Regions from separate parts of the Mus musculus genome. Here region 2 is linked to region 1. The links are chromatin loops, found by intact Hi-C in ENCODE. Cell type or tissue: heart. All regions are shown on one strand.

The links. A loop is a pair of places that touch in the nucleus more often than their neighbours do. Peaks named below come from ENCODE experiments on the same cell type or tissue, not always from the same donor. Only the 100,000 strongest peaks of a DNase experiment are listed, where the experiment ranks them.
Region 2: a loop joins it to region 1, with 3 times the contacts of the local background. A loop is called at or near these places in 2 of 42 quality-filtered maps.

Annotation. Positions count from the first base shown.
Region 1 is chr13:43,793,388-43,798,387 of GRCm38, forward strand. It overlaps Cd83 (CD83 antigen), which reads left to right. Exons shown (of 5, transcript NM_009856.3): 3 at 4,146-4,341. Among named protein-coding and RNA genes, the nearest start is that of Cd83, 11 kb to the left of the region's middle. In heart, a CTCF peak has its summit at 2,121 (motif pointing right); a DNase peak (open chromatin) is centred at 2,166; H3K27me3 peaks cover 352 bases.
Region 2 is chr13:44,950,038-44,955,037 of GRCm38, forward strand. Dtnbp1 (dystrobrevin binding protein 1) reads right to left here. Exons shown (of 10, transcript NM_025772.4): 7 at 3,135-3,157. Among named protein-coding and RNA genes, the nearest start is that of Dtnbp1, 50 kb to the right of the region's middle. In heart, a CTCF peak has its summit at 2,896 (motif pointing left); a DNase peak (open chromatin) is centred at 2,814; H3K27ac peaks cover 813 bases.

The DNA.
Region 1 (5,000 bases):
CCAAATTATGTTGTGCTTTCCCATTCTGTGCGGCAATATTAGCATCACGGAACACACATTAAACAGTTCCCGTCAATTATGCTCGGCTGTGAGTGAATCGGAGGGTTCCTTTGTTATAAATTACTATTTCCTAAAATGCTTTCGCAGAGAAGCAATGAAACACTTTTGTACTTGGAATGTTTAAAATGCTCCTCTTGCCAGTGGTTGGTTTCAAGCCAGCTCCAAATGTTCAAAGCACAGAGGGGGCTGGTCCAGCCGCCATCCTACCTCTCTGTGCTCTCTGGGACATCTTCAGTCCCTGGCACTGCTTCAGCCTCAGCTGGTTCATCTGACATGGCAAGGTGAGCTGGCCACGGGTCTTTTGAGAATATATGAAGTTTTGCATAAGGGGTTTCCTGGTATTCATTAATGCTTCACTCTGGTTTTGAGCATGTAACAGAGGTGTAAATGTGGTTGCTGCTTTGACATTAGTGGGGAGAGCCTGTATGTCTCAGGTGGGGTCTTATGACTACCCTTTCCCCCTTTTTGGAAAGTTATGTCTTAAGACGACAAAGGCAAGAGCAACTGATATTATATATGCCTTGAACATGAAACCAGGGGCAGGCTGTGGAATATTTCCAGGCACGCTGTACAGCTTTGTCCACTGTGTTCTAGGGTCGCCCCTCTTAGCTACAACTTCACCTATTCCCAACTCAACGACCTATGGCCAATCACAGTACAAAAATCCCAAATGAAAAACTTCCAAAGTAAACAGTTTCCAAGTTTTACATTGTCTGCTGTTCTGAGAAACGTGATAGGAACCTCACAGCTTGTCTTGTCTGGGGTATAAGTTACCCTTCATTCAGCTTATCTACACAAGATAAGCTACCTTCTCACAAGTCACTAAGCCATCTTTGTGGTTGTCAGATATACTTAGGATCAGGTATCTTGGGTTCAAGGTTCCCATATTTTACTTAATAATGGGCCTGTCACACAAGAGTAGTGATGCTAGCAGTTTGGATATACCAAAGAGAAACTGTACAGAGCTTCCTTAGAGAGAGAGAGAGAGAGAGAGAGAGAGAGAGAGCCAAGCTTCTTATGTTGAGATTGCTAAGGACCATAGTAAGAATGAATCTTTTATCCCAATGTTTTGAAGAAGAGAAAAGAAACACTCACCAGTTTTGTTGCCATACCTCAAACTGTAAAAGCCATGGTCAGAGCATGTCTCAAATGTTTCAGTGACATAGAAAAGGTATTACACCAGCCCCAGGGAGTACTGTAGGTTTTGATCTTGACTTTCTCATTGACTTTTCTGATCCGAGGGAGAACCCTCGTGATAGATGGAGAAGCTCCCCGGGAGGAAAGCAGAGGCAGGTCATCTCCTAGTGCCACTGCAGTCATATTTACCATTGAAGAATGATTTAGGGCAAAAAAAAGAGATAGGTGGAATATTGGTCATGGCTATAGAGAGACTGAGAAGGGTTAACCAGCTCAAACTGGTCTTGTGTGGCAGCTCTGCTGGACAGTCAGGGGTGGGGGAAGTTATAAGCCATAAAGAGCAAGCTCTATCTGTTCTGAATCAGTTGGATGCTCTTGGTTTCTTTGAAGATGCTTCAGCTACCTCCTTTCATCATTCCTGTCTATGTGTGTATGTGTACACATACATGTGTGTGCACATACATGTGTGCATGTATGCATGTGTGCACATGTGTGCACATGCATACATACATGGGTGCATGTGTGTACATGAGTGGAGAAACCAGAAGTCATTGTTGGATGTCACTCAATCATCCCTCCACCCCTTATTTTTTTGAGACAGTGTCTTTCATTGAGCCTGGAGCTCCCTAGTTTAACTGACTGGCATTCAAGCCTCTGGGATCCCAGTCCAGCACAGACTTTTTTGTCAGTGCTAAGGATTGAACTCAGGTCCTCACGCTTGTACAGCAGGGACTTTGCAGATGGAACGAAGTCCCCAAGCCCAATGTTGCTGTGTTTTGTAACTCCAAGAGCCCCAATCTTTTAGCTTCCTCCCGGAGACTCTTGCTTATTTAGTGAGGAACCTTTAAAAGTGGGGAAGACTGTCAAGAAATGGGATTCTCTGTTCAGAGACAGCCCGATGCTGGGAGTGAGCATAAATCTGCCAGCAGATGTCTCTGCAGCCCACTGTACAGCAACGCCAGCACACTGAAAGTTCGGATCAAAACTGGGTGACCTTGTTGTGAGGCTTCCTACGTTAAACAGAACTGAGCCAGAGTGCACGCACTTGTGCTTGCACAAACACACGGGCCTGTGCATTTCCCCCCCAGTATCACTCCCAACCCCTTGGCTATTTAGTTCCCTGCCAGCGTCCCCCCAGCTCTGAACATTGGAGAATTGCAGTTCCCCAATAATTGTGTTCCCCATTAACAGTTCACTACAACACAGAGAAGTCCAGTGCTCTGTCCTTTTCCCTACAGTGACGCTTGGGTTCTGTTATGATAGTAAGGCTAGGTAAGGGATGCCACTTGTCCCAGGGCTTCCTACTGGTTGCCAGCCAAGCAGCGAAGGGCAGTTCCAGGCTGTTTAGGGATGCTGACTGCCTGCCTGCCAGCACTGGGAGCAATGGTCTGCCTTACTGTTAATGAAAATCTATTTTGGAAGCTTTGAACTTAAGGTGTGTCCAACCTGTTGCCCGAAGGGCAGGCACATGTGGCTTTGAATAGCTATAAATGTGGCCCAACACAAAGTTGTAAATTTATTTAAAATACTGTGAGACATTTTTGGTGGTTTTGTTGTTGTTGTTGTTGTTGTTGTTGTTGTTGTTGTTGATGGTGGTGGTGGTGATTTTTTTTTTGTTGGTTTGGCTGTTTGTTTGTTAATTGTACATTTCTTGAATGTGAATCGTGTAAATGACAAAAGTAAGCTACAGGGTCAAAGGCTCCATGTGCCTAAAGCCATTTCGGTGGAGGAGCCAACTACTGAGTACAGATCAGAAACACTTCTAAGCCTTGCAGGCAGTCCAATCCATAAGAACCCACAGTAAAAAAAAAAAAGCCAGATGTGGTGGCACATGGTTGTCATCTACATGAGGCAGTCAGGTCTGGGGCTAGCTGGCCCCAGTCTAGTGTACATAGAAAGATTCAGGCCAGATATATATACAGACAGAGAGAGAGAGAGAAAGAGAGAGAGAGAGAGAGACCCCGTCACTAAAATACGAAGTGGGTCTCACGTGAGAAATGCACCTCAGGTTGTCCCCACGCTTTTCCACACATGCATGCATACATGTGTGCCTGCATACACATGAACATGTATGCATGGGAAAACATGGACACACTAACGTATGGATGGGAAAGAGAGTGGATGTTGAATGTGTTGTATGGCACATCTTTGAGAAGGAGATGCTGAAAAAACCCAGAACTCAATCTCCAAGAGAGCTTGGGGAGAGAGCCAGTTAGATTGCTTGGCTAGCTTGGGGATCACGGTCCTTCCATAAGGTGCTTTGTCATGACTCATAAAACCTCCTCATGCCACTGTCCCCAGCATCTTCCTGCCTCTCTTAGAAGGGACATAAAGCATTGTCAGCTTCTAATCATCTGTGACCTTGAATGTCAAAGGTGCTCGCTGACAGGGGACCATTATTCATCTGTACCTTTGGTTTAGTTGAGTTTGAGTTGGCTGGCAGTGGCTTTGGTTTTGTTGTTGTTGTTGTTATTGTTTTGGGTTTTTAAAAATAGATTTAGAAAGTAAATTTTGGCATCCAAAATTAAGAATCAGCTAGTGGCTGACTTAGCATCTGAAAACAAAACAAAACAAAAACCAAAGTAACTCTTAAAAGAGCAAAATCCAACCCAGAGTGATTCACATGGTGCCCGTCCTCTCCCCCCCACTACCCCCTTTACAGGTCTCCCAGCCAGTGTTTCTCTCACCCCTGCAGGGTGAAGGCTGTGTTGGTTCCTGGTGCTACAATCACAGCATTGCAGTCTTATCTTGTTTCAAAGCAAACACAGTCTCAAGAGTTTTTATAGATTCTCTTCTTCTCCCCTGGAATCCTCATTTACAGGGATAGGGGGTGGGGGAGCACCCTGTCTTGCTTTAAAAACATACATGTTTTGATGGTGTTGTGAAAGCAAGTTGTAAAGCCCTCACGCCAGTCTGTCAGTAATTGACTCTTTGCTGCCTCCTCACAGGTCTCCGAGAGTGGCACTGAGAGTGTGGAGCTCCCGGAGAGCAAGCAAAACAGCTCCTTCGAGGCCCCCAGGAGAAGGGCCTATTCCCTGACGATCCAAAACACTACCATCTGCAGCTCGGGCACCTACAGGTGTGCCCTGCAGGAGCTCGGAGGGCAGCGCAACTTGAGCGGCACCGTGGTTCTGAAGGTGACAGGTGAACTCACCTCACTTGCTTCCTTCTCACAGACCAGGGTGCACTTTCTGCAGGCCCCAGTCTCTCCTCTTCCAGAATCAGAACCCACAGCTTAGGACAACATCTGTGGCCGGAAATGAATTCCTTTGAAGAATATCCTAACTTTTTCTTTATGTGGCTTAATCTATGCACTGACTTTTGCCCAACATTTGCAAGGGACTGAGGCCAGAAATGACAAATGTACTGTCTGTAAGACCCTGGATTTGCACAACAGTTACTCTCCTCGTGTCACATAGCTGAAAGCTATTAGAACTAAGACAATAATCTTCAGCTCACAAAAATGACTGCTTTTTAAAGGGCCAGCCAGTGTTTGCACTTTTCCCACTGCGGTTGCTACACACACACACACACACACACACACACACACACACACACACACACAGAGAGATCCCTTACACCCTTTCCAATCTCCATCCCCCACCCCCACCCCCAATTCTGGTTTTCTTGTCTCAGTGACACATTACACACTTGTGGTGCAATGTATGGATTACCTGAATACCCACCTTCCCCAGGGAGCAAGCATTTCTCCGTTTTGTGCTTTCTTCAGTGCACAGTAGATCCTCAACCCAAGTGGATAAGAGATGACAATAGCTTTCCAAGAGAGACAGTTATGAGGGACC
Region 2 (5,000 bases), 1.2 Mb after region 1:
ATGCTACCAAAATATTGTTTCATGAAAATAAAATTAACCTAAATACCTGAGTTTGATCCCTGGGGCCCATGTAAAGGTGGAAAGAGTGACCAGACTCCACAGAGCTGTGCTCTGGTCTCCACACACACAGCCTCACACAAACAATAATAAAACTAACAGGTATGCTGCCAAGTGCCTTTCATCCCATCACTGAGGAGGTAGAGGCAGATAGACCTCTGTGTATTCATGGCCAGCCTGGTCTACTCAGCATAGTAAGACAGTCTCTTTAAAAAATTAAATGAAATTCTTTTCTTGCTGGATATGACAGCATACACCTACCATCCCAGCTACTGAGACAGAAGGAGCATGCATTTCGAGGCAAGCCTAGCTAATTTGGTGAGACTGTCCTAAAGCATAATTACAAAGGGATGGGCAGAGTTCAGAAGGAGACTGCTTTTCTAGCATGTATAAAGGACCTTTGTCCAGCCCTATTAACAAACTCTAGCTCTAAAAAAAAAATAAAATAAAAAATAAAAACCAAACCATCCTTTCTCTACTGTTTTTAATACTTGAAACTCCTCACCAAGCTTAAGGGAATGCAGCATTTGGGGAATTAAAAGTCTTCTCACTACTAGCATTGAAACAACAGTTTTCATACCACAGCAGACATCTGCCTCGTGCAACAGAAGAGCATGATAAACTGAGCACATCAGCCTCAGCAAGCAGAGGGAGAAGCCAGACTCTGGGATGACACCAACTCTGTTTCTAATCTGGTGCTTCATTCCCTCCAAGTCACTCACTTCTTCAACTTAGAGAGGGCCTCCAAGTGTGACGACTAAGCTGAGTAAAACTGCAGAAAGTAAAACCTCTTGTTCCTCTGCACTCTCAAAAGGTTCAAGAACAAAGGCAACATTAAAAAATAGGATTATAACATGATTGGGTTAATTTTTAAACCTTTTATCCATTAATATTTTGGAAGAATAGTTAATTTTCTTATTATAGGCTAATTGTACTTCTAAAGTAATGGCAAAACATTCAAATGCAAACGTTTTTCTTTCCTTCCCCTTTTCTTAAGACAGGCTCTCCTCATCTTTGGTTAGGTTGGTGATGTTGTGCTCCTGGGTTCAGGGACTCACTCTCCTACCCCCGCCTCCTAACACACTGGAGTATAAGTGCATGCCTCTGTGAATGTGAGTCTTTTTTTTTTTTTTTTTTTTTTTTTTTTGGTTTTTAAGACAGGGTTTCTCTGTGTAGCCCTGGCTGTCCTGGAACTCACTCTGTAGACCAGGCTGGCCTTGAACTCAGAAATCCACCTGCCTCTGCCTCCCAAGTGCTGGGATCAAAGGTGTGTGCCACCACTGCCCGGCCGCAAGGGTGATTCTTAAAATACACTTAAAGCGTACCTATAAGGCAAATTTTGAGTTTGGTCACATTCAAGAGCATAAATTGTTCTGTGGATAGACCTGGTGTAGATGCTGCACAAAATTAGAAATGTGCATATAAATAAGAGATTTCATCCCAAGTTGAATTACTATATCAAGCAATATGTAATACTAGCTAACCTTTTGCAAACAGTTGGTCTCTGAGAACAATACGCTACAACAAAATGCTTCATGGGGAGACGCAAGTCAAGCTGACACTTTATTATATAACATGTGCCTGCTTGTCTTTTATTGTTAGCTTGACGGGGCTTTTTTCATCTCTTTATTATATAAGAAATACTAAACTGCTCAATCAAAACAAGCAAGAAGCAAAGAGGCATTTGATGAGGATTTCAAATCTTATTTCATTCAAACTACTAGTGAAAAGCAACACCCATGCATAGGGGACCACAATTACGTAAAAGCCATGAGAGTGTGACAATACATGCCATCACGTGGTCACAGAGCAGCATCTTCAACAACTGGCCATGAGCTTAGCCACCACAGTGGGTAAAATAGAAATGTTGACAACACAGGGTCTGTTCGGTACAGCCATAGTAGGAATAGCCTTTAGGACCTTTGTCCTAACAAGTGAGGCACACAGGTAATACGAGCATAAACAACATGCTGGAGAGCCTTCAGGCACACAGTAGGTCAGTGTGAGCGAGCGCACAGGAGTTGTAACCAGCATGCTGCAGACCACAGGAGAGTCAGCGATAACTCTCTTCTTCTTTTTCTTGTCAAGAGTCTCTGGAATTAGTAACGAGCGCCTGGCAGGCGTACTGGAAGGACACTGGCTGCTTGCAAGCCTGTGTGTTGCTTTCCTAGAGGCGCCCTATGACCAGTGTGGTGGTTTCAATGAGAAATTTCCTCCATAGCCAGGCAGCCGAACACTCGGGGTCCACTGGTGGCAATGCTTGTCAGGGTTTGAGAAGATACTGCTCTGCTGAAGGGAACAGATCACTAAGGGCAGGCCTCAACAGTTCCTATCGATCATCAACCCATGTTCAGCTCTCTTCTGCTTCATGCCTGTGGTTAAGGGTGGGCCCTCTCGGCTTTGTGTTCCAGATCCCCCTGTTCCAGGCCTCCCCCGCCATTATGAACTCTCCCTCTGGAAAGGACCAAATAAACCCTTCCTCCTGTACAGTGCCTGAGCCACAGCAACAAAACAGGAACTAACACGACCAAGTAAGGAGAACATGCTGAGAACTGTTCGCTGTGTCCCCCTTAAAAAGCTCCTCTAAGATAATCTCAGAACGTGTTTCATCAAAATCTCTATTTTTACAGATGGAGAAACAAAGCCAAAGTCAAAAGACTCATCAAAGTCACAAACAGTCTAGGAACAGAACCCAGCTCTGATAAAGCAAACCTCTTGGCAGTGCATGAGGCTGTAGATACTCTGCGCTCCCTCCCCGTCTCCTCTTCTGTGACCCAGACAGGCCGTGTACAGCACAAACCAGTTTCTGAAACCCTACAGCTCCACCTGCTGAACATTTCTTCCAGGAGTTATTAGCACAAACTTTCACACAGCACCTGTGCTACAGTTAAACCAGAACTTCAAACTTACTGTGAGTAACTAAAACTTAGGCAAACAGTACTATGCCAACTCTGCTTTTTAATATAAACTACCCCGTTTATAGGAAGGAAGGAGTTATTTCCTTATCACCAAGATACAACATCTGACATCAATTAATCCTCAACTACTTGGAAGTGAAGAATTAAACAGAGAATTACCTTTGAAGGCTTCAAGCTCCTTCCTATAAGAAAAGAGAAAAGCAAATTTAAAATAATTCCTCCCCACTGAAAATTGCTCTTGCACAGTTTATGTGCTTAAAATACCCAGAATAGCTTTAGATGTTCATGTATTGACTATGCATCACTGAAAATATCAACACAATTAGACTAAAGTAATGGTTTTCATTTCTGCTCTTATCTCCTAATGGCTCAAAAACTCTACTAAAATTTAAGTTACAAAAACAAATGTAAGAATACAGAGAACATTTTCATGCTATATATGGTCCATCTCATACAGAAAAAAATTTAGAAAAGCACTTATTATAATCTTGATAAATATTGAACAATAGATTTTTAAGGTCTTCAACTAAAATTTACCAGAATAGCAGTAGTTATTTCTCCACTCAGTAGCAAAGAGGAAAAGTGAGAAAACGATATGAAAGGCTGACATTCACAGATCACCCTGCCCCTGAAGAGCCACATATCTCTAGGCCTCTTCTGGTTTGCTGAATGTCAATGTCAATTAAGGATGCTAACATGCACCCTTACATTCCTCAGGCAATACACAGTGAAGAAACAGAGAATGCTCCATAAAACCAACCCTCTGTGATAGACAAAGAGGTCACAGCAGGTTACATTCCAGTTTCCTCTTATAATTTTGTATGTTATGGCTTTCCCTGTATCAGTATTAATGAGAACATTTGAGGAGGTAAGTTTCTTTAGTAAAGACTAGCGCTCCTGGAATACAAGACTATCTGTCATTTACACTTTACGTCTTACTAAAACTGTAGGCTCGTTTAGAACTCAGGTCAGCACAGCAAGCTGACTACGATGCTGCTCACTGGCCCTTGAGGACAACCTAGCACCAGAAGCACACCAGGGTTGTGCCCTGCTGATAGGGGAAGCCTGTACAGAGGGCTGCCTGGCTCACACCGCTATCAAACGCAACAAAGTATCTGTGCAACAAGGTACACAAAGAAGCACTGCATGAACAGGTGTGTGGGGTCACACTTGCGTTTTTATCTGCTCTTTGTGAGAAGCAAGACACAGTGTAAATGGACCACAACATTTATAAAAATCTTTTCTCCACTTTCTAGGACAACTGCCCTTTTCAGGGTTAAGAGAGCCTGAAAATGGCAAATATTGACACACAAGTGACACAAGAGAGAATTTCAGGGACTTTATGTAGATGAACATTGGCCCTGAATACTGTAGTATGCTAGGAAAATCCTCTACAGCTGACCTACAAACAGGTCCAGTCCTAGAGTGGGAGGTACTTTACCTGGCATTTGGAAGACTTAGAAACAACATTCTAAAATAGCTTTTTAAAACACTCACCATTAAAATTCAAAAATTCACGGTGTCTCTCATACCCAGGATGGAAAAACTGGTGTGGCATCTCCTATAGCTAGCTCCCTCCCATACTATATTGTCTGAACATTCACAAGCCAGTAACAGTTTGGTTTGCCTTCCTTGTTTGGAGGACAAGGGAGACAGATAAAGTTTTCTTACAAGGGAAAGCAATCTGAAAATTCAGGAAATGGGTCCAAGTGGCTTGCATTCCCTTGACAAAAACAAAACCTCCAGTAATATTAAAAGCATTCCTGCACTGGCCTGGCAAGATGGCTTGCTGACATGCCTGATGATCTGAGTTAATTTCTGTAACATATGATGGAAGGAAAGAATTGACTATCACAAGGTTTCACCTCTAACCTCCATACCAGTGCTGTGGCTTGTGCGTGTGTGTATGCACACACACAGACACACAGACACAGACACACACACACAAACACACAGGGTTTTCCTTCTATCTAAGAAAGAGTTTTCTACAGACTCTGGGTCTAGCTGGGTGTGGTGGTGCACACC